2 separate regions of the Mus musculus genome follow, and region 1 is linked to region 2. A link is a loop called in an ENCODE intact Hi-C map of the cell type or tissue named here. Cell type or tissue: heart. All regions are shown on one strand. Each heading gives the region's core, and the rest is flanking DNA. Links, peaks and the distances in the headings are about the cores only. Region 1 holds the start of Ccdc22 (coiled-coil domain containing 22). Region 2 holds the start of Gpkow (G patch domain and KOW motifs).

Region 1 (16,454 bases), core at 1-8,000, 92 kb before region 2:
GAAACAACAACAAAACCAAAAAAAGCATAGCATTGCTACCGAAATATGACGCAAAATCCAAAGGCCACAAGAGGACACAGGATCTCTGCCCTGTGAAAAGTCAAGAGAGCACTGACGCTTAGGAAAGCAATATCCAGAGCCTTTGAGAGGGAAGCCATAGCCCAATCTATTATATAAGCAGTGCCTAAAAATAAACAGAACAAGGGATGTGGCTCAGAGGGCTTGCTTAACATGAGAAGACCCTGGGTTCCATCCCTAGCACTAACACAATCGTCATCATCGTCACCACCACCACCATCATCAACAACAACAACAACAACAGACAAAATATATATATATCAGCAAACACACAGCCAGAAAGGACGGACTCTCAAGAGTTCAAGATAGGTTCAAAGACATACAGACCCTGAAAGCAAACTTCCTGGACTCAAACTCAAGCTCTGCATGTTACCGACTGTGTGACCCAAGGCCAATACTTCTCTGTACTTCAGTTCTGTCATGTGAAAAGAAAAGTATACCAGTGGCTAGAGACATGGCTCTGTGGTTAGGAGCACTAGCTGTTCTTCCAAAGGACCTGGGTTCTGTTCCCAGCAACCACATGGTGGCTCACAACCATCTGTAACTTCAGTTTCATGGGTGTGATGGCCTCTTCTGACATCCACCATTACCAGGCACACAAATGGCACATATATATACACTCAGGCAAAAGCACTCATATGCAGAAAATTTAAAAAAAAATAAATCCAAATAAGTAAAATGCTTTCAGTATCTTTCAAAATGACACTAAAAGTACTCATCTCAGACAGTTGTCACAAAGATTGAGTTATAAGCATGTTACCACAGTGCCTGGTACAAAATATTGACTCAAAAGAAGTCATTCCGATGAGTATTCATGCATTCTGTCAAAAGAAAGTTATATCCGAGGATCATGGCCACACACGTATAAAAACAACCTGCTTCTATGCTACGTTATTTAGGAATTTTTTATTTGATATCTGCAATCAAAGACTTGTGACTGATACGAAAACTCATTCCAGGAGTGTGCTGTTGTGGTGGTTTGAATAAGAATCGCCTCATAGGTTCATAGATTTGTATGCTTGGTCTCCTGGGAGTGGGTACTATTTGAAAGGGTTAGAAGGTGTGGTGTTGTTAGAGAAAATGTGTCACTGGGGGTGGGCTTTGAGGTTTTAGAAGCCCATGCCAACCAAGACTAGAGTCTTTCTTCCTGCCGCCTTGGGATCCACATGTAGAAGTCTCAGCTACCACATCTGCCTGTGTACTGCCATGCTCCTTGCCACGATGATAATGGTCTAGACCTCTAAAACTGTAAGTAAGCCTCAATCAATTGCTTTCTCTTATAAGAGTTGTCATGGTCATAGTGTCTCTTCACAGCAACAGAGCACATACTAAGACACCTATATATAGTAAGAGATGCCAAAAAGAGAGAGGTGGCTTAGGTACAGAAATAGACACCAGAAGCAAGGTATATACAGAGGAAGACACCAGAACACACAGTGCTGAATTGGAGACACTTTCTGGTTGTTCTGGCAAACCATGGCTACTGAGCTGGACAATTACATATGATATATATATATACATACATATATATACATATATATATATATATATATATATATATACATACATATATATATATTTGTGTGTATGTGTATATATGTATGTATGTGTGTATGTATCTATATGTATGTATGTATGTATATATACATATATGTATATACATATATAGAGATATATAGATATATATATCCCTTAACCACCAGGTTCTCTACTCCACAATGAAATCAACAGGAGCCACAAGATCAAAAGGCAGACAGCACTGAGAAGGGGAACATCAGAGAAAGCCTCAGCCCACCACCTTGGTGCTTCCCACCGAGTTCCTTTCAGGCCCAGTAGAAGACATAATTTCTTTCGTCTTTGAAGGCCATCTTCCAGAACATGGTCCCAGATCAGGGGTGGACTGACAGTTTCATGGGACCATGGTCTAGACCATGTCTAGAGTCCTAGACAGAAGAAAGTGAGAGCTCTTGATAGCTAGGCAAACCTGAGAGTAATGAGCAGGATAGGCAGAGCCAACAGGGTTACTGCTCAGACCAAAACTGCATAAACAGTGGTCCAAGGCGAACAACTGTGATGACCTGTCCCCTTTAGTATACTGGATGGATACTCTACAGATCTACCATAGACTTACAGCAATTTATTGAGTATTCTGGAAAAATCAACAATCACTCCATAGCCACAGGCTGCTGGGATACAGGCTGCCAAAGTATGTGATCAACTATTCCTATAGCAACTCAGTTTTTGCTTTGTGCATGCTGGAGACTTGAACCCAAGACCTCATACATATGAAGTACAAACTCTGAAACTGAGCTACACACTGGTTCACTTTGGCTTTCACACACAGCCAACACAGAGAAACTGAGGACCAAAAAGGTTAAAAGGCAGGTTCAAAGCTGCAAAGACAGTGAGCTACAAGAAAAGGTAGACCTCTCTGCTCTTGACCACAGTAAATGGGCACAGCTCTGAAGTGAAGAGGGGTGGGTGCTTCATGAGAGCATCATTTTTGGAACTATGAGAAGCACAATACAATGGAACAGACAATGACCTTCCTCTTCCCCAGTCCCATTGATGAAACAAGTAATCGCAGGTCCGATAGGATGCCCATGAGGTCTGGGCAGAGCTAGTCAGAGCTTTATTTAGGAGAATGTAACCCAGTCAAGGTCTTCCTTCAGCCCTAATAAATAGGTAAATGGCCTACTATGTGACAGTGGAGTGAGATTTTGATGTCAAGCTTAGAAGGTGGCTGTTAACATTAGCCTGAGCACAAACCGAATCAGCTCATTTAATCCACACAAGCTCATTATATCATCTCCATTTCACAAATAAGGAGAAGGCATAGAACAGTTAGGGTCACACAGAAAGCGTGAACTGAACTAGGTAGGGTCTGAACTAGTCACACAGTTTGGCTACAGAGGCAGCAGCTTTAGCTATACAAAGGGACAGAGAAGAAGGCAAGTGTCAAAGAACTTGGCGACTTTGTGAAAAAGGAAGGAAGACAGTGTGCACACTGGGAGGAGGGCACTCACCATGCAGGCCTGGGCCAGACTCATGGCCAGGCGGAAGCGGGCAGACATGGCTGGTGGTAGCAAGTGACTGAGGCCAGAGCCCACATCAGGATTAATCACTCGAAGGCATCGGACCACAGCCTCTACGACCAGCTCAGTGGTGAAAGCTCGCAGAGTCTGCACTTCTGGAGGAACTGCCCTAAAAAGGAAAGCACCAGGCTTGAGTAGTTAGGAAACAAAGTACAGACTTCTAGAGAGGGAATGCTCTAGAATCCAGGTCGGGGCAGGGAACAACCAAGGCTTCAACAGATCCTGGGTGCTGGTGACTATGACCTTTACTTAGTCCTAAGACCTCGGTGAATGAGGGTGACCTGAATTCAGAAAAGTCTCAAACTCCCCTACACTTCAAAGTTTCCAACCTCTGGGATCTGCAAAAGTGAAAATGGTCCAAGTGGCACAGTCTCCATATTTCTGGGCACCAGGACATTGTTCTTTGCATGGCAAGGCCTCCTAGATCTACGAGGTTTGGGAAAGCTACATAGGAAGAGGCTGGAGTTTTCAGAAGTCTCAAATGTCAGGGTCAATAAATAGAAATAAAAAATCGGGCATCCTAAATTTTGGCATCAAGGACTTTTAGGTCCCTCAAATAGTGCATCCTTTGTGTTCCTGTGTTACCAAGTGCTGCTACTGTCAGAATGTAGGGCCCTGGTATTTTGATAAGTCCTGGGAGTTTCAGGAGTTATTGTTCGAAGATCAAGTTGCCAGTCTCAGGAATTCTGGAGACTCTGGGTGCCAGACTCCTGTGTTATCAGTTTCCTGGTGTGGGTGTCCTGGAACCTCTAGATATCAGGATCCCAGCATATGCAGGTCTCAGTTTGTAAGGTGTCTGAGTCCTCGAGGTTTTACCCAATGTCCACATCAAAGTATTTAGGAAAGTCATGATGTTAGAGTGTAAGCAGGGAGGAGGAGGAGAGGCTTCGGAATCCTGTAAGTTTGGGCCTTTGGGTGTCAAGGTCTTCATTTTAAGGTTCCCGGGTAATGGGGGTCCTAGGATTTGGAGTCCCGGATGTGAGCAATTGGAGGCGACTGGGGGTTGCGTACTTACGTGCCCGCCTGGCGCAAGGAATGGATGAGGATTCGGTCAGCCTCCTCCATGGTGGAGTTAATTCTAACTCCGGGGCTGGGTCTAGGACCAGATCAGAGAAATTGGAGCTCTCCGCGCTGCTCTCGGCGCGGCGAGGACAGAGAGTCACGTGCCGCGCGAGGAACATTGGGAAATGTAGTTCTAAGGAGTGAGCGTTGCGCAGGCAGCGGCGCTGGAGGCGGGGTGTGAATTACGTAATGGCTCCTGGAAGTTGTAGTTCTTTCACTTGTAGTCCCATGGTCTCCTCCAAGGGAAAAAAAAAGGAAATGGGCTGGGGAGTTGAGAGACAGGACAGAGAAAAATTTTCATTTATAAGACACGTTCATCTTCCAAGCTATAAAAGTTTATACGTGTACAAAATGACTGTTCCCCCGTGTCTTGCTAGCCTCATCTGTAAAGTGAGAATTTGGATAATACCTTCTTCCTAGGGTTAAGACATAATTGCTACGACTGGGGATGTGACTCAGGATAGCCTCACAACCTGAGTTCTCTCCCTGAGATCCACATGGTGGAAGGCAGGAAATGACTTGATAAGAGTCTGAATTCCACGTGTGCACTGTGACACATTTATGCTCGTGAGCACACACAAAAGGATCATAAATAGATTTTAAATAAATAAAACAAACGTCATTGCTCGAGTAAACCTACTTAACCACCAACCACAACAAACTGAGGTCGATCCTCCCTGGGACCCAAGAGACATAAAAAGAGAATGGACTCCTACAAAATGTCCTCTGACATCTACACATGTGCAGCAGTACCACTATCATGCACACAAAATAGATGGAAAAAGCAAAGAATTACTAGACCAGGCGTAGTGGTAAACATCTGTAATCTCAGCACCTGTCCCAAGTGTAGATTGGGCTACAGAAGGAGATCACCTCCTTATGAAACCATTCCTTATTGAACAGCCTCTTTTGTCTCTACTATCCAGTAGTGCTAACATTTGTCATAATCACACATACACATCACATACTTGACTCAGTTTCTGAACTAAGCTCTCTCTCTCTCTCTCTCTCTCTCTCTCTCTCTCTCTCTCTCTCTCTCTCTTTCTCCTCTCGTTGTGCTATCCTGTCTTGCTTTGGTTTGGTTTTCAGACAACAAAATCTTGCAATGTAGCCCAGGCTGGCCTCAAAATTGTAATAATAATATTTCTTTCTCCCAAGTGCTAGGATTAAAGGCTTGTACCACCGCCCCTGACTGTATTCTATTTTTAATTACTGTAGATTTACAATGAGTCTTGATATCATATATGGCAAGCCCTCCCATCTTGTTGTCTTGTTCTTTTTCAAAATGGATTTGGCTTTTTTGTTTTTTGGTTTTGGGGTTTTTTGTTGTTGGTGGTGGTGTTTTGGTATTTTGTTTTTGTTTTTGTTTTTATTTTTTGTCATTTGTCTCAAAGACTGTCAATTCCAAAGAAAACTATGCTGAGATTTTGTTTGGTATAGCTAATGCAGAATGCCAAGAAGATCACTTTGGGGAACTTTACAGCATCACTAAATGTTACATATTTCTCCATTTTATGTCCCTTTGATATTTACTATCTGACTTTTTTCCTAGAGATAAATATATATATATATTAGGTTTTTCCTATGTACCTCAAGTGTTATATGCTATTGGAAAATTATACCTTTTTTTTTTCGTATTTTGGTTTCTGCCTGCTTGGTGCAGATATCGATTTACTATACACTTAACCAGTGCCTTTCCCCTTGCCAATCTCAGACCTACAAATATCCCATTTGCTCCCCCTGTTCACCCTCCCAACTGACACCATTTTTCCCCGCCCCGTGACCTTAATCTCTCTAAGGCTGGGAGAGGAGAGGGAGGACTGTGTGCAGATGGTCCTTATATCTCCTGAGGAGGATGTCGGAATCTGAAGTCGGGAAAGGTGAGAGAAGCCATCCACCCCTGAAGACCCTTGAAGTGACCCTGGGCTCTGGTCCACCCTCATCCTCTCACCTACCAATTGCCCACCTGGATCCTACTCCCAGAGAGGTCTCTGGGGAACTAGAGTATCATCCCCCTCTTCCTGTCCTAGCCTCCCCTTAAAAGAGCTTCTTTGTCACCCAATCTCAATTGCACAACCTAGCCTATGTGTTATCCTCAATAGCCCCTAACCTTATGCATAGCCTTAGTTCCCAAATGAAACCCAGACTCAATCCTGACCCTAGCACTCACTCCAAATCCAGCCTCACACTAAACCTTAATCTAAACCCTGCTAACCAAAAGACAATCCCCCACCTCCACCACATGGGACATTAGAATCCAAACCGCATGATAGCTACAGACCTTATCATGAACTTGAAGGTCATCTAACATCTAGACGCCAGTACTGCTATGGAGTGATTTCCCTGGCTGTCCAGAAACAGCACAGACCCTTTTTCAAGTTGTTATTAATTTATCTTATAAGTGTGTGTATGTGCCTGAGTTTATGTATGAGTGTCATGTGTGTGCATTGACAGCAGAGGTAAGAAAAGGTGTCAGATCTCCTAGAACTTGAGTTCCAGGAGACTTTGAGCTGCCATGTGAGTGCTGTGAATTAAACCCATGTCCTTTGGAGGAGCACTATGAGCTCTTAACCACAGAGCCAATGCTCCAGGTTGAGCAGACCCTTCCTTCTACAAACACAAAATGAATGCAGATCAGGAACATACAGCTAGTGCTGCTGTAAGCTGCGGAGGCTCAAGAGTCAGAATGCCTTGGTTTGGCTCTTGATTCAGCCACTTCGGCAAATTATTAACGCTTGCATTTCAATTTTCTCATTTTCAAAATCAAAATAATATCACATACTAGACATTCGTATGAATATTGAGCTCAACTTACTCCTCACAACATCCTTATAATTCAGGCAACTATTATTATCCTTTCCATTATACAGATAAGAAAACTGAGGCTCAGATGTAATCCCATAATTGACTCAATGCAATACACAACTTCTAAATAGTAGTAAGGATTTTAATCCAGACGTCTTATTTCCTTCAAAGCTGGGGACCTTAACCAGGTTGACCCTTTACCCCTCTCAAAAGCTGAAACAAAGCCACAGACAGAGTCATGAAACTACAGTCTGAAAACACCAATGCAAAAGGCAAATTCTACTCAAAATGTATCCCTCCCTCACTTTGATCCTAATTCCAAGCCCAAGTCATTCAAATACCCAGCTTCAGCCCTAAATAAAACCTCAACCAAACTCCATTCTTGCATATATCAATTGAGGCTAGACCCACGCAGACACAAAATCCACAACTTAAATTTGTCCTGGAGTTGAAATGCACAGCATGGTGATCATCTAACCAAGTCCTCGACCGCTTTCCTTAGCAAAAATCCCTCTACCCTAAACTTCATTCCAACATTGATTGTCAACCCTCAACTCATAACTCAAGCATCCCCCATCTCCCCATAGCTTTACATGTTCTTCTCCCATCAAATACAGGGATGGGACTGGACAAGAAATGGCTATGATTGTCCTATGCTGTCCCTTCCCTGACTCCTGTTTCTCCACACAGATACAACCCCAGAGCCCAGTCCAGCCAATGGGACTGGCCCTGGCCCTGAATGGGGGCTCTGTCCTGGGCCTCCAACTGTGGGGACTGATACCAGCGGGGCGTCAGGCCTGGGGACCCCAAGAAGAAGGACCCAGCACAACAAACACAAGACTGTGGCGGTGGCCAGTGCTCAGAGATCACCTCGAGCGCTCTTCTGCCTCACCCTTACTAATCCCATTCGTCGGTCCTGCATCAGCATTGTAGAGTGGAAGTATCCTGCGAGGCTCAGGGGTAAGGATGGATCACTAGGGTGTCGAAGAGTCTAGAGTTAAGTCAAGCCTGGACTGGAGGAAGCCTGAGATTACTAGAGACCAATGATCAAATATTGGGGGGAAAAGATTCTGGGGTGAGCGTGTAGCTCAGTGGTAAAGTATTTATTTAGTGTATTAGATGCCTTGAGTTCAATCCAAAGCATTGCAAATTGAGAGAGAGAGAGAGAGAGAGAGAGAGAGAGAGAGAGAGAGAGAGAGAGAATAGACAGGGAGTCCAGAGGAATGAAGGTCACCAAGATCAAGAGTCTAGCACTAAGCTGGCCATGCTTGCATGTGCCTATAACTCAGGAAGCTGAGGCAGAACTGAAAATTCAAGGACAGCCTGGGCTACATAGCATGATCGTGTCTCAAAAAAAAAAAAAAAAAAGTAAACTTGGGAATGTAGCTCAGTCAGTAGAGTGTTTATCTAGCATGCACAAAGCCCTGGAGTTCAATCCTTAGGACCCCATTAAACTAAATATGGAGGCACATGCCTGTGAGCCTTTCTCTCAGAAGGTACAAGCAGAAGGACCAGAAGTTGAAGGTCATCAACTACATAGCACAAGTTTGAGGTTTGAGAGTAGCCTGAGCTACATGAGACTCTTCTCAAAATGATGATGATGGTGGTGATGATGATGATGATGATGATGATGATGGGGAGGAGCCAAAGTTAAGGCCTTGGTCAGGGCAGGGTTGGGAATGTCCAAACCTTGAAGTCTAGAATTAACTCTAGATGAAGAGGGCACTAAGTGAATGTGGGTTCTGAATGTCACTCTTCCTGGGTCCTTAACTGTGTGTTCACCTGAGGCCTTTTGATATTCTCATCCTCCTGACAATCTTTGCCAACTGCGTGGCATTGGGGGTATATATCCCCTTCCCTGAGGACGACTCCAACACTGCTAACCACAACTTGGTGAGGTCTACCCCATCCCCAACCAGACTGCAGTTCCCTTTAGAGCTACAGATAAAACCACCCAGCCAGACCCCACCCCTCCGGGGCCTACCCTACTTCACTCTTGGTCCTGGCAAAAGCAACCCTAACCTGTGCCTACGACTCACCCACGGGGTCTGACCCTGCCCCGAAATAAATCGAGGCCTTCACGCCCCGCCCCCTGCTCCGCCCTCAGGAACAGGTAGAATACGTGTTCCTGGTGATTTTCACCGTGGAGACAGTGCTCAAGATCGTAGCCTATGGGCTGGTGCTCCATCCCAGCGCCTATATTCGCAATGGCTGGAACCTGCTCGACTTCATCATCGTCGTGGTCGGGTGCGCGTCTGCAAGGGGAGGGGGGCACCCCACCCTAGTTCGCAATCCATTGAATTCTGGGGCTTAAGGAAGCGTTTGCTTCAGACAGCCCCTATTCAGCAGCTAAAATCTGTAATATTAACATATTTAAAACCATTTGCGTTTCCAGTTATAGGGGGGTTGTGCTTTCCCGATGAAAAATAAGGGAAAGGGCGGGAACCAAAGCCCTGACTCTCCCCTCCACGTCCCAATGCTCCCCATCAGGCTGTTCAGCGTGCTGCTGGAACAAGGACCTGGGCGGCCAGGAGATGCCCCGCATACTGGAGGAAAGCCAGGAGGCTTCGATGTAAAGGCACTGCGGGCATTTAGGGTGCTACGACCTCTAAGGCTAGTGTCTGGGGTCCCGAGTAAGTATACGTCCCTCACCAAGTTGGAGGAGGGGCGCCAGGCTGATGGCGAACGCGCTGAGCCTGCCCCTCCCCGTCACAGGTCTGCACATAGTGCTCAATTCCATCATGAAGGCGCTTGTGCCGCTGCTGCACATTGCCCTGTTGGTGCTCTTCGTCATTATCATTTACGCCATCATCGGACTCGAGCTATTCCTCGGACGAATGCACAAGACATGCTACTTCCTGGGATCTGGTCAGCCAGCACCCTCTCACAGGACAGGACACGCCCCCTGCCCTCACTTCTGGCTCCCATCTTGCTTCTAGAAAGCCCACTCCGTTTCTCGGGACTTGGTTGCTAGGCTCTGATTCTAACCTTGTATAGCCAAACCCATCCCTGTATTCAAGACTCCTCCCTAAAAATCCCAGAATACAACCCCTCCCTCAGCAATGACTGTGCAGGTATCACAAGACTCCAGCCACAGGCTCAGTCTGCTGCATTTTAGACTGCAAACTCCACAAAATCACCCATAGGCATTTATGTAGACCCGAGCCCAAGCCTTTTCTCTGCCCTCTTTTCAAGAGACTCATATTCACAAGACTCTTCCCCCAGTTCATGTACTTTCACTCTTCCCAGACCCATGTTGGAATGACTCGGCTTCCCAGTGGTTCAAATACTTCCAGGGGGTTGACCCTAGCAGAGGAGCCCAGGGTTCCTTTTGCCTTAAAAATATCTAGGGCGTTGAAACAAATTCCCTATAAGGGCAGAGCTTCAGAGTGGCAGGGACCAGTGTGTGACTTGCTTCATAGCCCCAGGCTCCAATTTTCCTGCAGATATGGAAGCAGAGGAGGACCCATCACCTTGTGCATCTTCTGGCTCTGGGCGTTCATGCACACTGAACCATACCGAGTGCCGCGGGCGCTGGCCAGGACCCAACGGTGGCATCACGAACTTCGACAATTTTTTCTTTGCCATGCTAACTGTGTTCCAGTGTATTACCATGGAAGGCTGGACAGACGTCCTCTACTGGGTGAGGCGAACAAGTCCTCACACCGCTTGGAGGCTGCACCTGCCCTTCTTCCCTAGCTCAGATTGTCCTGTCTGCATGCTATGGAGTATGTTCTCTCTCCAGATGCAGGATGCCATGGGGTATGAGCTGCCTTGGGTGTACTTTGTGAGCCTTGTCATCTTTGGGTCCTTCTTTGTCCTCAACCTTGTGCTTGGAGTCCTAAGCGGGTAAGAAGCCTGGATATTCTCCCCTATAATTCTCCCCATCTCGCCACCCCCCTTTTTTTTAAGATGTACTTATTATATGTAAGTCACACAGTAGCTGTCTTCAGACACACCAGAAGAGGGGTGTCAGATCTCATTACAGATGGTTGTGAGCCACCATGTCGTTGCTGGGATTTGAACTCAGGACCTTTGGAAGAGCAGTCGGTGCTCTTAACCGCTGAGCCATCTCTCCAACCCCTCACCACCCTTTTGTGCCACCAAATTCCCAAGAATCTTCCATAAACTCCATCTGAGCTCGGCTTAGCAGCACAACCCTGCAATCCCTGCTACCTGGGAGCCTAAGATCTCAAGTTTAAGGCTAGCCTGAACAACTTAGTGAGACCCTGCCTCATTTTTTTCTAAAGTTTAAAAAAAATGAAGTCTGAGCACTTGTCTAGCATTTCTATGGCTCAGGGCTCAATCCCTAACAGCACTAAAATAATCTGATGTGTCCCCTCAGTCATTCCAACTTACACATCGACTGCGTGGCAGGCACTGTTAGAGAAATGAAACAAGGAACATGGAAACACCTGCATTTTCATAGGAACATACAAATAATAGCAACACATAATAAGTAAATGTGTTCACATCACTCACACACACACACACACACACACACACAAAATATGCACTGTGAAGAGAAAATAAAATAAAGAGGAACAGGGAGATGTTACAATTACAAATACCCACATCTGGGGCTGAGGAAGTGGCTCAGTAAAGCATGCTTGCCAAAGCTGGGCTTGGTGGCGCATGCCTTTAATCCCAGCACTCAAGAGGCAGAAACAAAGGATCTCCTGAGTTTGAAGCCATCCTGGTACATAGTGTGTTCTGGGATAGCCAGGGCTACACAGAGAAACCCTGTCTCTGTAGAAGGTTCAAGTTCAGTTCCCAGCACCCACATGACAGGTCACAACCACCTGTAACTTCACTGTTGAAGGAACTGATTCCCTCTTCTGGCCTCTGGGGGCTCCTGAAGGCAACTGATGTACATATTCAGGCAGGCTTACACACATACACACAAATAATAAATACTTTTTAAAAAAAAAGAAATAACTGGGAACATCAAAGCTAAGTGTAGCATTGCACATCTGTAGCCAACATCCAGAGGCAGGAAAGATTGCAAGTTTGGTGAGGCCCTGAGCTAGTAATGAGACACTCTCTCAAAAATATATAATCAAGCCAGGCTTAGAATGTACACCTGTCATCCCAGCACTTAGAAGGCAGAAGCAGGAGAATCACATTGACTACATAACAAGTTCAAGATCAGCCTAGGCTGCCTGGCAAGTTCAAGGTCAGCCTAGAGTATGTGAGACCCTGTCTCACTCTCTCTGTGTCTGTCTCTGTCTATATATAGATAGGTAGGTAGGTAGGTAGGTAGGTAGGTAGGTAGGTAGAGATATTAATAATAACCAGAACCCAGCAACATGGGTTTGTGGCTAAAGATGTTGTTGCCAAGTCTGATGACCTAATTTTAAGACATAAGACCCACATAATAGCAGGGAAGAACCATCTCCCTTGGATTGTCCTTTGGTCCACAGGCCATGACACCCACTTGCCTCGCACATGAATGATTAGATAGATAGATAGATAGATAGATAGATAGATAGATAGATAGATTCTTTTAAAAATCAGGAAGGACCTCTTGAGAAAGTGTTGATGGTATTCTAAGTCATGGGAACAGCTGGCGCAAAGGCGTGGAAGCTAGAATGTCCTTGGTCTATCCAAAGAACAATTAGAAAGCTACTGTGGCTGGAGTAGTAAAGGCAAGGTTACTGGGGGTGACTTCCTTATGTAGTCTGTTTCCCTCTTCCTCCAGGGAGTTCTCCAAGGAAAGAGAAAAGGCAAAAGCACGAGGTGACTTTCAGAAGCTTCGGGAGAAGCAGCAGATGGAAGAAGACCTTCGGGGCTACCTGGACTGGATCACACAGGCTGAGGAGTTAGACCTTCATGACCCCTCAGTAGACGGCAACTTGGCTTCTCTTGCTGAAGAGGGACGGGCGGGCCATCGTAGGCAACTCAATTCTGGCCCCGCTTCATTCCTAGCCCTGATGTGATTGCCCTCCTGAAACCCAGACCAAGCCTGCAGCCACCCTAGGCTTTGCCCCAAATCTGGATCAGGGCACAGAATCTCAACCCAGATTCAGATACAAAGACTCCAACTAGTTCCTTGTCCCTTAGATTTGACCCTAATTCTGCCACCAAGCCACTCTTCTCAGTTACAACTATCCCCCACAGGGCCACAACTGTCAGAGCTGACCAATAGGAGGCGCGGACGGCTGCGATGGTTCAGCCACTCTACTCGCTCCACACACTCCACCAGCAGCCACGGTGAGGACTAAGCCAGCAAGGACTGGGGCAGAGCTAGGGAGAGTGGACTGAGGGAAAAACCAAAACTGGAACCTAGACTTTGGGTCCTCACCTCTAACCTCACTTTGTCTGCAGCCAGCCTCCCAGCCAGTGACACTGGCTCCATGACAGACACCCCTGGAGATGAGGATGAAGAAGAGGGGACCATGGCTAGCTGTACACGCTGCCTGTGAGGAATCCCAGCCCTCAATCCCTATGTAGCCCAGACCCCCACTCTTACTTTAGCTTCAAACACCTGACTTCCAGTCATAGCTGCTGAGTCCCTCTTTGCTCCTTATGATATCCCCTTTCCAATCATTTCTAGAAACAAGATTATGAAAACAAGGATCTGGTAAGTTGTGAAAGGTTGTGCAATCTTTTGGCCCCCTGAATTTGAGACCAGTCCACCTCCATGGCCCATGTGGACTTCTGGGCTCCCCGACCTGCACACTGGGCTGACATAGGCCAATCTCAATGATGTGATGGGCTCTCCTCTGCCCAGCCGCCACTTCCGCCGAGCCAACCGGGGTCTCCGTGCACGCTGCCGCCGGGCCGTCAAGTCCAACGCCTGCTACTGGGCTGTACTGTTGCTCGTCTTCCTCAACACGTTGACCATAGCTTCAGAGCACCATGGGCAGCCTTTGTGGCTCACCCAGACCCAAGGTGAGCCTCTGCCTGCCAGCTTCTCTTCTTCATCCCTTGCTCTCTTCACCCCAGAAGTTCAAAGGCAGGCTCTCTAGGAAGTCTTTGACCGCTGATACCACCTTCCAATTCAGACGAGTGCAGAAACCTTAATTTGTCTTATCCCACCGTGCAGACCACACTTACGTGCTACCTGCTATGTGTATCAAGCTCTAGTCTCGGTATTGCACATGGCCAAACACAAATGTCATTCCACTAAAACTTTAAGGTTAAGGGTCCTGATCACCATGCCATTAACGTCGAGCAACTAACCCCAGGATTCAGCTCCCGAGGGTCAGAGCAGGAAGTGGAATCCTGACTCTTTAACATCATGCTCTCCAAACAAGTTAACCCCTCTGTGCCTCAGTTTCCCCATAAGCAAAATGGAAACAATGATAAGTGTCCATGGCATGGAGTGGTTGGGAGGATTAAATGAGCTCAGCTGTAAAATGCTTAGCGTAGTGTTTGGCCTACATCAAGTATCAACTGTTATGATTCCTTATAGTCCTAAACCCAAGTTTATTATTAGTCCTGCTCCTAACCCCACTCCAAACCAGTTCAGTCCCAAAGAAACCCTAGGCTTGGAGCTGGGGCTGTATCTCAGCGGAAGATTGCATGTGTGGAGCCCTGGATTTCATTCCCAGAAGCAAAATCATAGGACATAAATATAAAAAAATAATAAGAAGAATAAATCCTAGATGCTAACTGTACCATGGAGTATGGAGTTGTCTTGGACTCACAAAGGGTGACTCTGGCCCCTGCCTCAACTCTACCCTCTGCCCCAGCTCCAAACCTCACTTGCTTTGACCTACAAACTCACTTCAGTTCTTAACCCCAACCAAACCCTAGCCCATACCCGGCCTGTTCCCTGCTTCCCCCAAGATCCCACCAAAGCTCCTGGCTTCCTAAAAACATTGCCATATTACACAACGCCCCACACCCCGGCTCCCAACAGAGTATGCCAACAAAGTTCTGCTCTGCCTCTTCACTGTGGAGATGCTCCTCAAACTGTACGGCCTGGGCCCCTCTGTCTACGTTGCCTCCTTTTTCAACCGCTTTGACTGCTTCGTGGTCTGTGGGGGCATCCTAGAAACCACTTTGGTGGAGGTGGGGGCCATGCAGCCTCTTGGCATCTCAGTGCTCCGATGTGTACGTCTCCTCAGGATCTTCAAGGTCACCAGGTATGTATGCATGGGGCCTAAAATGCAACCCAACTCTACTCCCTTGCTCCAAAGATAATTCTCTCAGCCTCCTCGTTCATTTAGCAAGCATCTGTTCAGCACCCACTGCTACATGCTGACCTTTGGGCCCTAGGAAAAGCAAAGAAAGCACAGATTCCTACCCTCGTGGAGAGGAGAGTCACCAGGAATAGTGCCTCTTCCATTTCCATCCCAGTTCCCAACTGACTTCACCACCCCCAAGCCCATCTCCATGCTTACCCCCCACCCCAGCCACAGAACCTCTCTAACCCCAGCCCCAACTACATCTAATCCACAGGTCCACTCTCTAATCCCAAGCCCAACCCAATCTCCCACCTCAACCCCAGCCCTAGCGCCATCACTGAGCACCAACCATAATGCCATTCCCAAATCTCTGATTCATCATCCTACTCCTGGCCAGCCACCTTTCTCCGACTGCAACCCCATTCTGCTCTCCCAAACCCCAAGCTCCTCTGAATCCCCTTTCCTAGACCAAACCTTCAATCATAACCTTCTCCCAACTCCTCCAACCCCAAATCATCATGGCTCGACGCCCAATTCATCCCAGTCCCAACATGAAACCCAATTCTATCGACGCCTCCCCACTAATTTCACCTCCCACCACACCCTGGGTGCCAACTCTAACTCCAAACTTAGCAATCCTCCTTTCCTATTCTTATCACACTTCAGTTCCAAAAACCACTTCCAACCTTAGCACCACAGCCTCTTTTAACCCCTTCTGCCCCAGTGTACCCCAAACGGGAGGCCTGCCTGGCTCCTGATTCCTGACCAAATAAATGTTAACCCTGCACTTTATTTCTGTTGCAGGCACTGGGCATCCCTGAGCAATCTGGTGGCATCTTTGCTCAATTCCATGAAGTCCATCGCCTCCTTGCTGCTTCTCCTCTTTCTCTTCATCATCATCTTCTCCCTGCTTGGCATGCAGCTGTTTGGGGGCAAGTTCAACTTTGACCAGACCCACACCAAGAGGAGCACCTTTGATACCTTCCCCCAAGCCCTCCTCACTGTCTTTCAGGTATGGCCTGGATACCCTGAGATGTGTACACATGTTGGTAGGGCCTGGAGTTATAGAGGGTCCCGAGAACTTTTTGGTGATTTCCTACCCCCAGATCCTGACTGGTGAGGATTGGAACGTTGTCATGTATGATGGTATCATGGCCTACGGTGGGCCCTTCTTCCCAGGGATGCTGGTGTGTGTTTATTTCATCATCCTCTTCATCTGTGGCAACTGTATCCTCGGGGCTTTTAGGGAATGGATAGAGCTTGGTGAAGGCAGACAGGG
Region 2 (16,493 bases), core at 2,732-10,731:
AACCTGAGTTTGTCTTCCAGGACCTACATGGTGGAAGAAGAGTGCACATACTGTGATATACGCCCATATAGTTACATATGCACAAATACATATACATTAAATAAATAAATGAAATGCTGAAAGAAGAAGGGGCGCTTCAAATGTCATTTCTGAGATGCAGACCCTGGAAAGTGGCGGTAGGGCTGGGTACTTGGGCTGAGAGGCTAGTGTGGTGGCTTTGAGTGCTTTGCAAACAGAGCTTGAAATGTGAGAAATGGGGTGACCCTTAGAGGCTACAGGGCTGGCCTGCATACTCAGGAGCCAAATCCCGGAAGAACAACCTCCAGAGTTGTTCTTAGCATATTATTTGAGGGAGGAGCCTGGGAGTTACTAGGGGCAGGTAGGAAATTCTGGAGGATTATTTAAATAGCTGACCTGGGATCATTTGTTCAGAAGAAGGAGCAGCCAGGACTGGTGGCTCATACCTGTAATCCTAGCCCTTGGGAGGCTCAGACAGGAAGATCAGTGCATTACCCATGCCAGTCTAGGTTACATAATGAGTTTCTGGAGAGAGGGAGAGAGAGGGGGGGAGGGAGAGAGAGAGAGAGAGAGAGAGAGAGAGAGAGAGAGAGTGCAACAATAGAAAAAAAGTAAAGAAAAGAAAGAGGAGAAGGAGGAGCCTTAAGGATTATCCAGCAGCAGTGCTGAAAGAGTTAACTAGTGTAGGAGAACTGGATGAGAGCAAACAAACAACAAATAGAAGAACAGAAAGGGGGAGAAGGAGGAGGAGGAGAACTGAGAGCAGAATGTTATTTGTTTGTTTGATTTTGTTTTTGTTTTTGTTTTTCGAGGCAGAGTTTCTCTGTATAGCCCTGGCTGTCCTGGAACTCACTTTGTAGACCAGGCTGGCCTCAAACTCAGAAATCCGCCTGCCTCTCCCTCCCAAGTGCTGGGATTAAAGGCGTGCGCCACCACCGCCCAGCAAATTATTTTATTTATATGAGTACATTCTACCTGTCTTCAGACACACCAGAGAGGGCATCAGATCTCATTACAGATGGTTGTGAGCCACCATGTGGTTGCTGGGAATTGAACTCACAACCTCTGGAAAGCAGTCAGTGCTCTTAACCATTGAGCCAACTCTCCAGCCCTCTGAAAGACATTAATATCATGAATAATGACATATTTCAAGATACTTCTGCTTCTCAGGCAGAGGCTCTAGGATGGTGAATACAAATATCCCTAAGGCAGGAAAACCTTGATTTTTGAGGGGAGACATTCTGTAAGAGTTCACGGTGCTGGAGAAGGGTGGGTGGGAGAGGGTGGGAGTGGAGGAAGGGTCCAGGACCTGGCCGGCCAGCAAATCCAACACAAGTCCTGAGTGCACAATCAGATAGCCAGGTATGCTGATGCAAGCACTCAGAACCTGAGCCAGTGGAATTACCATAAGTTGAAGGCCAACCTGGACTACAAAGTGTATCTGTGTCAGGAAACAAACAAAAAAGAAGTTAACAAAAGAAGAAGAAATACTGCCTCAATAGTAACAACTATATAAGGTATTGGTTGATAGGTATGTAGGATCCCTTAGATATTTTACTTATTTTTTGTGTATGAGTTTTTGCCTGCACATATGTGCATCATGTGAGTGCCTGCTGCCCTTATAGGTCCAAAAGAGGCCTTGGGTTCCCCTAGAACTAGAATACATATGATTCTAAGCCACTGTGTAGGTGCTGGGAACAGAACTGGGGTCCCCTGCAGGAGCAACAGATGATCTTTACCAGTTGAGCCATCGCTCCAGCCCCATTTCCAGTCATCCAAATTTCCTTCCTTCCATCGTTCATTTGCTGGTTTGTTCGGTGTGCACCTGTGTTCACCTTATGGATTCTCTGTGGGGATCAGAGACCAGCTTCGGGAGCCAGTTCTCTCCTTGGTCCCAAGGATAAAACTCAGTTAATCAGGCTTGGTGACATGTACCTGAATATACATGTGTATACATATATATATATATATATATATATATATATATATATATATATATGGAGAGAGAGAGAGTGTGTGTTAAGAACTGAAATTTCTTACTGGGCATAGACTCTCATGTGTATAATTTGGGTTCTCCCGAAGAGCAGCAAGTGCTCTTAACAATTTTTTTTTTTTTTTTTTTTTAGCTCTAGCTGGCCTGGAACCCAGAGATCTGCTTGTGTCTGTATTCCACATTCTGGAATCAAAGGAATGCACTATTATACCCAACTTTTTTTTTTTCTTTAGGAAAGTGATAAGTTACTTTCTTGTTTTGTTTTGTTTGTTTGTTTTTTTTTTTTTTTTTTTTTTTTTTTGGTTTTTCGAGACAGGGTTTCTCTGTGTAGCCCTGGCTGTCCTGAAACTCACTTTATAGACCAGGCTGGCCTCGAACTCAGAAATCCACCTGCCTCTGCCTCCTGAGTGCTGGGATTAAATACTTAATCAGGATATTTGAGGTGGGCAGATCCACTTTTAATCTGGGCCAGACCGTCTCCTGGGAGTTTATATGAAGGACATGGAAGAAGGAAGCTTGCTCTCTTTGCCTGTGCTGCCTCTAGAAGTAGTTGCCACTTCAGCTGTGACAATTTACCTCAAAGGCAGTGACGTCATTGAGAATAAGCAGATACCATCTTTAATTCATCCGTATCAATAGTGTTGGTAGTAAAAATAACAGGGTAGTGAAGTGGCGCCACCTATGGTTCAAACTACAGGGGAGGCTGAGCCAACAAGAGCTGGGGGCCTAGGAACTCCAGGCCAAACCAGGCAAATATGGCAAGTACCAGTCTCTTCCAGAAAAATGAAAAGGTTGTTGTGATGGCACAGGCCTTTAATCCCAGCATATGGGAGGCAGAGGGAGGTGAGTTGGAGGTTAGCCTCACCTACAAATCGAGTTCCAAGCAACTTAGTGTCACAAAGTGAGACCCTTTTTCAAAAAACAACAAAACAAAACACGCATGCACACACACTAAAAAAAAAAAAAAATCCCCCCAAAACCACCACCAACAAAATAGCCAGGCATAGCGCGACACACCTGTAATCCCAGCTTCTAAAGAGGCTCCAAGACATGGGGGTGACAAGTTCCAAAATAGCTATCTGGGTTGTGTAGCGAGAACCTGTATTGCCGATAGCAAAATAACAGCAAAAGTCAAGCTAAAGAAATAAATCTTGCCGGGCATGGTGGCGCACGCCTTTAATCCCAGCACTCAAGAGGCAGAGGCAGGCAGATTTCTGAGTTTGAGGCCAGCCTGGTCTACAAAGTGAGTTCCAGGACAGCCAGGGCTATACAGAGACACCCTGTCTCAAAAAACCAAAGGGGAAAAAAAAAGAAATCTTAAAATAGATAAAAGGAAGATAATAGCTTAATGTATTATAATCCCAACTCAGGAAACTCAGACAGAAGGATTTTCAATACATAGTAAGCTCCACACCAGCCTGAGTTATGTAAGGTGACCCATGCTCAGAATCACACATACAACAAAACAGATTATTGGCTCATTCCCATAAATCCGTTGTGGTGGTTTCAATAAGATTGGCCCCCATAGATTCATATATTTGAATGTCTGGCCATAGGGAGTAGCACCATTAGGAAATGTGACCTCACTGGAGGAGCTGTGACCTTGTTGGAGGAAGTGTGTCACTGTTAAGGAAGCCTTTGAGGTCTCCTAGCCTCAGGTTCTGGCAAGTGTGGAATTGAGTCTCTTCCTGAGTGCCTTCAGATCAAGAGGCAGAATTCTCGGCTCTTCAAGCACTATGTCTGCCAGCATGCTGCTGTGCTTCCCAGCACGATGATAATGGACTAAACCCCTGAAACTGTAGGCCAGTCTCAATTAAATGTTTTCCTTTATAAGAGTTGCCTTGGCCATGGCATCTGTTCACCACAATGAAAACACTAACTATGGCATCCGCATAAGCCAATTAAAAACAGATTTTTAAAAAAGAAAAAAGACTTTAAAGACAAGTATTCTGCATTAATGGATAATTCTGCTCCCAGAGGCCATAAGTTATTAAATAAAAATCCCACTGCAACGTAAGTGCTCCTATGGTCAGGTCCTGAGAGGTAGGAAGCCACTCTCTGATGTTTCTACTGAATGGACATGTTGTCAAACTACTTATTAGATATTTGTATATTTGTTTTTGTTTATTTGAGACAGGTTTCTCTATGCAACACTCTCAGAGATTCACTTGTCTCTGCTTCCCAAGTACTGAGATTGAAAGTGTGCACTGCTGTGCCCCATTCTAAATATTTATGCTTAAGAGCACAGATTTATTTTGTGGGCAGTGGTGAATGCAGAGCTTCAAAAAAAAATCAAAGTGAAGAAGTGACTTTGAGTACTCAGTCCTAAATGGGACATTTAAATCACACACACACACAGGGAGAGAGAGAGAGAGAGAGAGAGAGAGAGAGAGAGAGAGAGAGAACATCGTGTAAGAGCTTGAAGGATGGGGAGGAGTATAGTGAAAGACTATCTTGTGGACATGGCATGGCGTTGTTGTGCTTTATAAGAATATAAGGGAGGAGAAGGAATACGTCTGGTGGATGTGCAGTCAGGTGTGGGGGAAGGGGGTGCCTCTGCGGGTCCATGCTGAAGCAATCCTTCGCCATGAGGGACCAGCCACAGACAGTATAGTGTAGAATAGAGTTTATTCAGGGCATGGGGAGGGGAGTTGAGAGGGGAGAGAGAGAGAGAGAGAGAGAGAGAGAGAGAGAGAGAGAGAGAGAGAGAGAGAGAGAGAGGAGTAGAGGCTGGCCATGAGCACGTGGAGAGAGAAGGTGGAGGGGAATGAGGAGAGAGAGAATATGGAGTAAGAGAGAGAGGAGGGGCAAGTAGCCCCTTTTATAGCTCAGTCAGGCACACCTGGCTATTGCCAAGTAACTATGGGGCAGAGCTTAGACTAAATGCCAACAGCTGTTGTACTCCTGAACTCACATGCACAAAACAACTTATCAACCCATCATGGATGGGGGAAGAGCACATTAGGCCCCATCCTCCCTTGGGAACTATAGGCAGTTAATGGTTGGTAGGTGTTACATTCCTCAGTGATGTGGCTGCCATAAACTGCCCTTGCTCAAGTAAGCAGCTCATATAAACAACCCTAGTTAAACACAGTATGGTGATGAAGGTACCTAAAGAGCTTAGCCACACTGAGAGTTTGTGGTCTGAAAAAATCTTTTTCCTATAGCTTTATGGATTTATTTAATTATTTATTTATTATATGTAAGTACTGTCTTCAGACACACCAGAAGAGGTCATCAGATCTCATTACAGATGGTTGTGAGCCACCATGTGGTTGCTGGGATTTGAACTCAGGACCTTCAGAAGAGCAGTCAGTGCTTTTAACTGCTGAGCCATCTCTCCAGCACTATGGATATTTTTCTATTGCATTCTCTACGTATATTAGTCAAGGTTTTATTGCTTCAATGAAACACCATAACCAAAAAGCAAGTTGGGGAGGAAAAGGTTTTATTTGGCTTACACTTTCACATCACTGTTCATCATTGAAGGACAAGAACTCAAACACGGCAGGAACCTGGATGGGTACTGCTTACTGGCTTGCTCCCTGTGGCATGCTCAACCTGCTTTGTTACAGCACCCAGGACCACCAGCCCAGGGATAACACCACCCAAATGGGCTAGGCCCTCCTCTATTAATCACTAATTGAGAAAATGCCCTATAGCTGGATTTTATAGAAGCATTTCCTCGGGGCTGGCAAGATGGTTCAGTGGTTAAAAGCATTGACTACTCTTCCAAATGGGTCCTGAGTTCAAATCCCAGGAACCACATGGTGGCTCACAACCATCTATAATGAAATCTGACTCCCTCTTCTGGAGTGTCTGAAAACAGCTACAGATAATAATAGATAAATAAATCTTTTTTTAAAAAAAAGCATTTCCTCAACTGAGACTCCTTCCTCTCTGACTACTCCAGCTTGTCTCAAGTTGACACACAAAACCAGCCACTGCACAGTTATTCACTTTACATATAATTAGATAAAATTTGTTTTCATATTTTATTCATTTGTTCATGTTTACATGTATATGTGTTCATGCATAGCATGGCACTTGTGGTGCCGTCAGAGGCAACTAGTGGCTAACTCTATCTTTTTACTATGTAGGATCTTCAAGAACTCAGGTCTTCAGCTTTTGTAGCAGACACTATTACCCATTAAGTCATCTTGTGTAAATGAAACTTTTTTTTTTGGGGGGGGGGGTTCGAGACAAGGTCTCTCTGTGTACCCCTGGCTGTCCTGAACGCCTGCCTCTGCCTCCCAAGTGCTGGGATTAAAGGTGTGCGCCACCACTGCCCGGCAGTAAATGTAACTTTTATTTGCCTGATGTAATTGTTGTCTCCATGGTTTACTGCTTTCATCTGCTAAAGTAGACCTAGCCCTGGAAGCCTCCAGCCTCTATCAGTAAGGTTCACATTGTGGAAGCACATTATGAGTTTTATTTATTTTGTTTTGTGTATATAAACATTTTGCCTGAATTTATGTTCGTGCATCACATGCGTGCATGGTGCCTGAGGATGTCGGGAAAGGGTATAGGATACTCTAGAACTGAATTCATAGCGGTTGAATACCGAGGAATAACCTAATCAATCTTCCACAGCGGCTATACCACTGAGAACTACATTTCCCAGGATGCCGTATGGCACGTTCCTATGACGTTTCAAAGAGTTTCTGCGCCCTGATTCCTGTTTCCCACGGCTACAAGGCACTTGTCTTTGAGGCGTTGCATGCTGGGATTGATTCTTACGTTTCCCGGCCAGCCCCTCACGGCTCGAGCTAAACTTCCCAGCAAGCGGAGCGCTCGCCTGTGACTCGAGCGAAGATGGCGGGCCGTGAGAGTCCGCCGCCGTCTGCCCCGTCAATGGCTCCAATTTCTTTCGGGTTCACTCGCACGTCTGTCCGGAGGCGACTGGCAGACCTCGGAGATAGCGAAAGACAGGCCCCAGAGGAGAAAGATTTCTTGGCGACCGTGGAAGGGAGGAAGCTGCAGAGGTGAAACGCCGGGTCTTTCGCGTTTTGGAAATCTGTGAAATGGGCTTAAGCAGGAGGGCAGAGTAAGAGTTGTTTGTCCTGGTGACAGTGGCCTGGAAAGCCTGAAACACTGCCTCGGGAAATTTATGGAGGTAACCAGGAGTGGCGGCAAACGCCTATAAGTCAGGACCTGGGAGGCTGGCGCAGGAGGATCAGGAATTGAACGCTAGCCTGGGCAACTAAAAAACAAACAGGAAGAACATAAGAATGTAAGGGCAAGAAGAGGGAGGTTTGTTAGGTGGGTGAAATGGGGCCTGAGAACCAGAGGTATAGATTCCTCAGAAAAAATGTCGTTGGGACTTGAGTATGTGTGCCTTTTGAGAAAGGGAAAGGAGGGAAAAATGACAGGATTCTTCCTGTCTCAGCTGAAATTGTGGGAGCTTCTCCGATTTGGAGAACTAGGCAAATTCAAGTCTGGGGAGGCCATCAGCAGTATAATTAAGTAAGAAACAAAGGTCCGAAAGGCCTAAGTGGGGGACTTGTAAAAGGCAGCTTGCCGGCCCGGAACCGGGAAGAATCTGGACTAAAGATGGTGATTTTTAGGCCATTGTGGTTGAAGGCCTAAGGCTGATTCCCACAAGACATACTTAAAGAGATCCATGGTTGTAATTCCAGCACTAGGGGATTGCACCAGGCTGACTGAGAGTTTATAAGACCAGCCTGAGCTAAATCGTGAGATGTCTCAAAAAAAAAAAAAAAAAAAAAAAAACGAGTGGACCTGTGAATAGTAACCTGTGAACATGGTCCATAGGACTGGGCATTGATCTTTCTTTCTTTCTTTCTGGCCATTGAAATTGATTTTCTTTGTTTCCTAACCTCCTTTCTATCTTGATATTTATACTTTCTTTCTTTGGAGGGGGCGTCAAGACAGGGTTCCTCTGCATCCTGGCTGTCCTGGAACTCACCCTGTAGATCGGGCAGGCCTTGAACTCAGAGATCCTCCTGCTTCTGCCTCCTGAGTGCTGCTGGAATTAAAGTCATGCGTCACCACTGCCGGCCTGATATTTCTGCTTTGTGACATGTCTACTTTCCCAACCTTTTTTCTCTCCCGACATAAGTGTGAACCCTCCAGAAGCCCCCAAGGAGCTGGTTATCCCGTTGATCCAGAATGGCTCTCGCAGGCAACCTCTGTCCAAGAACCCTAAGCCATCCTCAGAAACTAGCACCGTGTTGATGTCAGACGGTGTGTTGTCCCAGGCTGTGAAGGAACTCATTGAGGGTGAGTGGACCCTGTCTCTTTGCTCTGCCCCAGTGCAGATAGAAGGGGAAGATGTTGGAAGGATAGGCTGTGGCCTCATTGATCCCTCCCATTCTTCCTTAGAATCCAAGAAGTCTCTGGAGGAGAGGGAGAATGCAGGTGTTGACCCCACGCTCACTATCCCCATGATCCAGAAAGGATGTACTCCCATTGAGGAAGGATCAGACAGCGAACCTCAGGCTGAGACAGTGAGCGGCCCCTCTACCTCCCTCCTACACTGTTCCCTCTGCCCTGGCTGCCTAGCCTCCTTGCACATAGCCGGAAAAGTGTGTGTGCGTGTCCCTAAGCCCTGCCAATTAGCCTTTCCTCCTTCCATTCTTATTAGAAAAATTAACAAAATAGATAGGGCATTTTAAAAACGTACTTGAATTCTGGGATGATGTGAATGAGGTGGACAACAAAGTAGACAGGACGTACAGGTGCCATGAGGCTGTGCATTGTTTGGAGCCGCATTGGCCTGTTTCCTCTTTCCTTCTTTCTTTGGTCTGATTTCAGACTGCATGTTTGAGGAGCACTGAGAAAGCCTACTACTGGATTGCAGTGAATGATGAGGGGTTGGGCAGTGGATGAAGGCAGAGGGGGGCAGGACAGAAAGGGCATTCTGAGCTCCAGAGGGCTCCTGTCTTTTACTGTGAGTGAAGTGAGAGCTAAGGGGATGTCTTGAGCAGACAAGGGTTATAACAGGGTCCCCATTGTCTGTCCTGACCAAAAATGACTAGGAAGTGAAGGTAGGGAAGGAAGAAAGGAACCTAATGCAGGATAGAGGTCACAAGGACACACACATTCATAGGAGTGGCTGGAGTGAGGGCTGGAAGGACAGTTAGGGTTTAGTGAGAGAAGAATGATCAGAGTGGGCACTTTTTAGTTTTTTGAGACAGGGTTTCTCTGTATAGCCATGGCTGTCCTGGAACTCACTTTGTAGACCAGGCTGGCCTCGAACTCAGAAATCGCCTGCCTCTGCCTCCCGAGTGCTGGGATTAAAGGCGTGCTCTACCACGCCCAGCTCAGAGTGGGCACTCTTAATGGCAGCAACAGCCCAAGAAAGCAACACTTATGGGTCAATCTGAGCCAACTTGCAGTGTGCTGTATCATTGGAAAGGAATGAAGAAATGACAGCAAAAGAGATGGAAAGTGTGTTTGTGGAAGTCAAGTTTTGAGTTCAGCTTCTTAGCTTTTTAGCTTTTTTTTTTCCTTTTGACACAGGGTTTCTCTGTATAACAGAGATCCTCTGGCCATCCTGAATTCACTTATGTAGACCAGGCTGACCTCAAACTCACAGAGATCCACCTCCCTCTACCTTCTGAGTGCTAGGATTAAAGATATGTGTCATCACGCCTGGCTAGTATTTTAGCTTTTATTCAGACAATTTTTGTGATACATCCTCTCTTTCAGCTGAGCTGGTCTTAGCCTTCTCGTGTGCTTTACTTTCTTCTTTTTGAGACAGTCTCATGTTGTCTAAGCTGGCCTTGAATTCACTCTGTTGATAAAAATGACCTTGAACTTCATGCTTACAACTATAATCAGGCTTTGGTCTGCCCTACTTTTTTGGAAACAGGGTCTTGCTGTATTCCTGACTGTTCTGAATGTCTATGTAGATTAGGCTGGCCTCAAACTCAGAGATCTGCCTGCCTCTGCCTCCCAAGTGCTGGAACTAAAGGTGTGCAAACTACGTCCCACTTTGCCTTCCTTAAGAAAACAAAACTTTTTTTTTCTTTTTACTTTTCATGCTTTGATTGGAATTCAGGACCTTCCCTGTGCTAAAATGCCTGTTATTGAGCTATACTTTTTTTTTTGGTTTTTCGAGACAGGGTTTCTCTGTATAGCCCTGGTTGTCCTGGAATGAGCTGTGCTTCTTGCCCATACTTCATTCTATCCTGTTCTGGCCTTGACCTCATCTCTCTAATTTCCCCATCTCCAAGCCTCCATACCATCTACATCTCAGATGACCACAATTCTAGCCATCCGTCCTCTCAGCTTAAAATCCTTGGAGCCAATCCTTGACTTCCCTTTTTATTTCATATTCTACACGTAGCCTATCAGCCCAACCTCATCATCTCCACTTCAGTAGATCCAGAAGCCAATAGCTTCTTAGTCATCCACATTACTAGCATCCTGGGCAGAGGCAGCATCTGGACTAAGTTTCTCATGGGTCTTTCTTGGGGCTCCCATGTGACTCTTGGTCCCATGACGTTTCCAGTTCTCCTCATTAATTCCTTACCATCTCTGCTTCCACCTTTCCTGTTGATTTCCATGGTTCTTAACCATACATACAAAGTCTAACCTTACTGCAGGCTCTTTTTTTTGCTTGTTTTGTATTTTGAGACAGGGCTTCACTGTGTAGCTCAGGCTGGCCTTGAGCTCACAGAGATAAGCTGCTCCCACCTCCCAAGTATGCCCTTTATTTTTACAACCGAGTCTGTTTGGAGCAGTCTTCTCACATCCTCATCTGTTCTGCTATCTTTTATCATTTATCTGATTAAATGTCAGGTCGTGGCTCCCATCTCCCTTTGAATTCCCTTAGCCAGGTATTTTTTGAGTTTGGGTTTGGTTTTGAGATTGGGGGTGGGGGGAGTCCCAGCATGTTGCCCAAGCTGGTTTCAAATTCTTGGGTTTAAGCTAGATTCCTCCCTTACCTCATACATAGCAGGGCCTACTGGACAGTGCCACTTTATTTTTAAATGTGTCACCACTTGATGTATCGTGTTTTCAGAACTCGATTTGTTGTATGTCTTGACAACTAGATCATAAGGCCCAACAGACTTTTTCCATTTTATTAGTTCCTTATCCTCAGCACCTAAATAAAAGGTCCTGTAAATCTTTTGAAAGCATGTGGATATTTGTTGAAGCTGGGTATGGTGGTCCATGTATTACATCCCAGCACTTAGGAGACAGGGGCAGGCTGATCTCTGAGTTTAAAGCCTGCCTGGTCTGGTCAACAGAGAGAGTTCCAGGACAGCCAGAGCTGCATAGTGAGAGCCTGTCTCAAGCAGACAGACTGGGAAGAAGGGGCAGTAGAGCAATAGCTCAGAGTTAAGAACACTTGCTCCATACCTCCAGTTCCAGGGCATCAAATGCTCACTTCTGACCTCCACTGAAACCAAGCACAACACACATCATGGGCATACATATATGTAAGCAAACCATTCAGACACATAGCATAAAATAATCCTAAAAAACGTTTTGTTGTTACTGAAAGACTCGGGGGTGGAGGAGCAGAGTGAGGAGTGATAAGAAATGAAAACTGTCCTTCAAGCTATCTGTTCAGGGGCCAGGGCTAGAGAAAGTCAGCCCGTGAGTGGCAGGCAGCAAGTGCATGGCAGAGGGCCCATCCCAAGCAAAACCTGACTCTCTTCTCCTGCCTGACCAATAGGTGCCGGAGGAAGCCGACTATGAGGCAGTCCCTGTGGAGGCCTATGGGCTGGCCATGTTGCGGGGCATGGGATGGAAACCTGGCAAGGGCATCGGCAATACCTTCAGTCAGTGAGTTTGGTGGGGGGAATGGGGGGGACAATGGGTATAAATAAGACCCCTGTAGTTACATTTAATCTAGAACTATCTAGGTGCTGAGGGAGGACATTATCACTAGTTACCCACTACTGTTTCAAACTGTGGTTTCCACAGCGTTGTTATTCCAAAAGAACACTAAGGTCCTCTTTGTGGATCAATTTCCTCATCTGAAAAATGCAGGCGGTACTAACTTCACAGGTTTGTTGCAAGAGTAGGATTTAGTCCCTAATAAACTAGCAGAAACTAAACATTTTTTTACATTTATTTATTTAGTATATGTAAATACACTGTAGCTGTCTTCAAACACCCTAGAAGAGGGCATCAGATCTCATTACAGATGGTTGGGAGCCACCATGTGGTTGCTGGGATTTGAACTCAGGACCTTTGGAAGAGCAGTCAGTGCTCTTACCCACTGAGCCATCTCTCCAGCCCCCAAACTAAGCATCTTTTCTCTTATTTTATAGACTTATAGTCCTTTTGTTGGGCTGGTGTGTAGCTTACCTACCATGTAAAAGGTCTTCCATCTGTAGAACTGAAAGCAAAATCCCTTTGCAGTTGTAAATCCCAAAGAATTTAAGTCATTTGGTAAGCCAGATATGACTGTGATTGATAGTGAACATTCTTTACTGTTCCCCTTGCTCTGTGTACATATTATGATTTCTTCTGTAAATATATTAGTTAGTATATTTGTTTATACAAACCTAACTTGGCACTTGTAGATAGGAGTAATAAGAGTATATGGGACAAGTTAATTTAGTTACACTACATGAAATTGCTATGGGGGCACTAAAAGTGAGGCTCAATGGTAGAATGGCTTATGCATTGAAGCCCTGGATTTGACCCCTAACACCACAAAAAAAGAAAAGTTGGCATTTTTATAACTCACAGAGTCCTTATATGGTATCAGAAAGGGTAATTAAATACAGATGTGAGCTGGTGAGATGGCTGGGCAGGTAAAGGCCCTTGTCTGTAATCCTGATGAACTCAGAACTCACGTGGCTGAAAGAGAACAGCCCCTCCCACCCCCAAGCAGTCGTCTGATTTTTACATGTGTGTTGTGGTGTACAAGCATACACAAGTAAATTAACAATTAAAACAAGGATTGCTGAGGTGGGTTGGATATTGGAAGGCTTGCCTTTTGTACTCCTACAAGCCTATTTTTCTCTGCAGGGTAGTGAAGCCCCGAGTCAACTCTATAAGGCCGAAGGGCTTAGGGCTAGGTGCCAACCGGATGGAGGCTCAGGACTTGGCCTCCGTAGGCTCTCACCACCCACCAAGACCAGATGGGGATCGAGAGAATGATAAGGAAGGCCAACCTCAAGGGCTGATGCATGGAAGAGCTGTGGTTGTCCTTTCTGGCCCCTACCGGGGCCTCTATGGCAAGGTAAGAAAACATATTCCTGAAGCCATGTCAGGTAGCTGGAGTGAGTAAGCCTGGTGGTTAGGAAAGGCTGCCAGGTGTCATGGTACATGCCTGTAATCCTACCACTGCAGACACTGAGGCAGGGAGATCACAAATTCAAGAGCTTCTTGGCTTCTGTAGGGAATTCAAAGGCAGCCTAGCAATTGTCCAAAGTAAAATAAACATTTTAAAGGAGTAGGGATCTAGCTCAGTAAGTAGGAAGAGGCACCAAGCAGAAAAAATAAAACCATAGTGAGTTCAAAGCCACCCTCAGGTATTTAGCAAAACTTGTGCCCAAAAAAACAAGGGGCTGGGAGATAGCTCATGGAAAAGAGCTTCCTACCCAAGCTTGAAGACCCCAAAGCCTGTGTAAAACTCAGCAAAGTGTGGCAGCTGCAAGGCCTTTGAGCCTCAGTCTCAGCCAGAAGGGAGAAAAGACCATATCCCATAACTTCCACAAAACTTCAGTATTGAAGCTGAAGAAACCCTGCTAACCCAGTACCTAAGAAACTCCAACAGAATTGCTGCAAGTTTAAGGCTAGCCTGGGGTATATGACAAACACTAGTCTGGCCTTGGATCCTGTCTTGAACAAAGTGAAAGCTGGGGAGATGTCTCAGTGTGTAAAGTGCCTGACTAGCTTGCAAGCATGAGGACATGAGTTTGGGTCCCCAGTACCACGGAAGAGCCAAGCATACACCCATCTATAGCCCAGAGCTGGGGAGGAGAGACTCGAGGTGGATCTATGGGGCTCATTGGCCAGCCAGCAGAGCTGAGTCAGTGAGCTCCAGGTTCACTGTCTCAAAAACAAAAAACGGTGGTGGGGGCTGGAGTGTTGGCTCAGCAGTTTAGAGTATTTGCTGCTCTCCCAGACCTGGATTCAATTTCCAGCACCATGCAGCTCACAACCGTCCAGTCCCAGGAGATCCAACACCCTCTTCTGGACTCAACAGACACCAGACATGCACATGACATGGTGTACAAACACATACATGCAAGCAAAAACACGCTGCTCACACATAAATAAAAATGTCAAAGAAGTAAGGTGTTTCACTTCTTTAATCCCAGCACTCAACAGGCAAAGGCAGGCAGATCTCTGTAACTTTGAAGATAGCCTGCTAATAGAGTGAGTTCCAGGCCAGCCTGGGCTATCTACATCTACATAGTTTCAAAAAAAAAAAAAAGGAAAAAGCATTAGATAACGAATATTTAAGGAAGATACCTGCTGTCAACATCTGTCCTCCACACACATGTGCACACACCACACAAACAGCGGGTATGTGCATGTAGACCACATGTCTTCGTTTTCCATTTTGCTAAGGGAAACACAGGAACAGAGACCTGGTCCCACTTCTCGGGTTTGAGTCATGGTTTGAGAGACCAGACAAAGGAACCATGCCTGCTCCTAATCACCAAAGGTCCCAGTGTATGTTTGGGCATAGTGGTATACACCTTGAATCACAGCACTGAAAGATGCGTGGATTTCTACGTTATTGGCCAACCTCTGCTACCTAGGAGAACTCCTATTCGAAAACAAGACAAACAAATGCAAAGGTTACAGCTGAGAGAGAGAGACAGACAGACAGACAGACAGACAGACAGACCAAGCCTGGTTGAGGTAATGGCTAGAGATTTTAGGGCTAGCAACAGTAGTCCATTCACACTCTGCCTTCTGCCTTCCTCCTTCCTTCCCACCTTAGGTAGAAGGCCTAGATCCTGACAACGTACGGGCCATGGTTCGCTTGGCAGTGGGCAACCGCATTGTGACTGTTAGTGAGTATTGCCTGCGGCCTGTTTCCCAGCAGGAGTTTGATAGCCACACCTCGAAGCCAGGTGAGTCTCTTAGAGCTGGAGACTTAGAGAAGCATGGGGACAGGCAGGCTCTCCGGATGTGTAAGGAGAAAGGGCACTGTGTGACTTGCAGTCAGAGGTCAGGGATGAGAAGCGACAAGAGTAGTTTATTTCCTTTTTGTTTGATGGTGCTGGGATTAGAACCCAGAGCCTTGACAGTGTCTAGCAATGAGCCCTGCCCTCAGCTTAACTGAGAAGAGTTTGATCTAACACCATGCATCTTCATCCTCTCTTACTGCTCAGAGAATCCAGTTTCTACCCCAAGAGGTCCTCATGTATTTAAAGTGGCAGTCCCCTCTTTCGCTAAATATGACACTAGGGTTAGGGTATGAGCAAGGAGAGGCTAACAGAACAGTGGTGCCTGTGGCTCTTCTTCCACTCTTGTGAACACCAGGCAGTTGACTCTGCTGTCTTTGTTGTGGGCCTGGTGGTTGAGAGGGACTTCTTGAAGGAGGTGGATTGGGAATGGGGCCTTAGCCAGGAGGACAATGACCCTTGGATGGAAATGCCGATGATACAGTAAGGCTTTCTTCTTGCTGTCCCTATACCCCCTTGAACAGGCCATGTGAGCCAAACTTCCACAGAACAACAAAACAGAGCAACTGGAACAGCCTCGTCATTGAAGGCTGCACAGAATCAGGAAGACTCAAAGAGGAGGCAAAAGGGTTCGGAGAAGAAGCGGAAACACTCTCCCGACCGGTAGGAGCTAATCCACTGGACTTGCATGGTATAAGGTGGCTCAAGGAGTCAAGGCAAAGCAGGGCATAGAAGGGACTGGGAACAGCAGTAGGGGCAGGTTTTACAGCATGGCTTTTAAAGATAGGCCAGCTACAACATGAGTATAACAAGCTAAGCTAGCTTCTGGCTTTCTCCACAGACAGGATGGACCTGTGCCCAAGACTGAGAAAGCAGCCCCTAGAAACAAGCACTGGTTGCACAGGGACCTACGTGTGCGGTTCATTGACAAACTACACAAGAGTGGCCGCTATTATAACACCAAGGTATGATTCCCCACCACCGGAGGCCCCTCCTTCACCCAGGACTGTACCCTCTAACTTTCTTTTTGTTTGGTTGGTTTTTTTTTTTTGTTTGTTTTTTGTTTGCTTTGAGACAGGGTTTCTCTGTGTAGCCCTAGCTGTCCTGGAACTCACTCTGTAGACCAGGCTGGCCTCGAACTCAGAAATACACCTGCCCAGCCACCCTTTAACTTTCTAACATCTTACTTCTATTCATCTCTCTAGATGACAATTGAAGATGTCCTGAGCCCAGACACATGTGTGTGTCGGACGGATGAAGGCCGAGTTCTGGAAGGTAAATCGAGCTACTATACCTGGGATGTTCCCATCTTAGAGGATGATAAAGAACGGGTCTATTTGAGGAGCTGGAGCGATGGCTCAGTGGTTAAGAAAGAGCACTGGCTGCTTTTCCAGAGGATTCAAGTT

What was found. Peaks named below come from ENCODE experiments on the same cell type or tissue, not always from the same donor. Only the 100,000 strongest peaks of a DNase experiment are listed, where the experiment ranks them.
Region 1: a loop joins it to region 2, with 2.7 times the contacts of the local background. A loop is called at or near these places in 3 of 42 quality-filtered maps.

Annotation. Positions count from the first base shown.
Region 1 is chrX:7,601,056-7,617,509 of GRCm38, forward strand. Ccdc22 (coiled-coil domain containing 22) reads right to left here and starts at 4,365. Exons shown (of 17, transcript NM_138603.3): 1 at 4,189-4,365; 2 at 3,105-3,282. The coding sequence starts at 4,238. It overlaps Cacna1f (calcium channel, voltage-dependent, alpha 1F subunit), which reads left to right and starts at 6,048. Exons shown (of 48, transcript NM_019582.2): 1 at 6,048-6,115; 2 at 7,731-7,980; 3 at 8,828-8,933; 4 at 9,148-9,287; 5 at 9,531-9,673; 6 at 9,756-9,908; 7 at 10,487-10,683; 8 at 10,786-10,889; 9 at 12,742-12,932; 10 at 13,161-13,253; 11 at 13,368-13,461; 12 at 13,597-13,623; 13 at 13,774-13,934; 14 at 14,908-15,133; 2 more. The coding sequence starts at 6,091. In heart, for the core only: no CTCF peak of the experiment used is centred there; a DNase peak (open chromatin) is centred at 4,296; H3K4me3 peaks cover 1,079 bases; H3K27ac peaks cover 533 bases; H3K27me3 peaks cover 792 bases.
Region 2 is chrX:7,690,400-7,706,892 of GRCm38, forward strand. It overlaps Gpkow (G patch domain and KOW motifs), which reads left to right and starts at 6,735. Exons shown (of 11, transcript NM_173747.3): 1 at 6,735-6,996; 2 at 8,094-8,254; 3 at 8,357-8,481; 4 at 11,664-11,773; 5 at 12,971-13,184; 6 at 14,901-15,033; 7 at 15,612-15,750; 8 at 15,929-16,052; 9 at 16,293-16,362. The coding sequence starts at 6,827. In heart, for the core only: no CTCF peak of the experiment used is centred there; a DNase peak (open chromatin) is centred at 6,732; H3K4me3 peaks cover 1,608 bases; H3K27ac peaks cover 950 bases.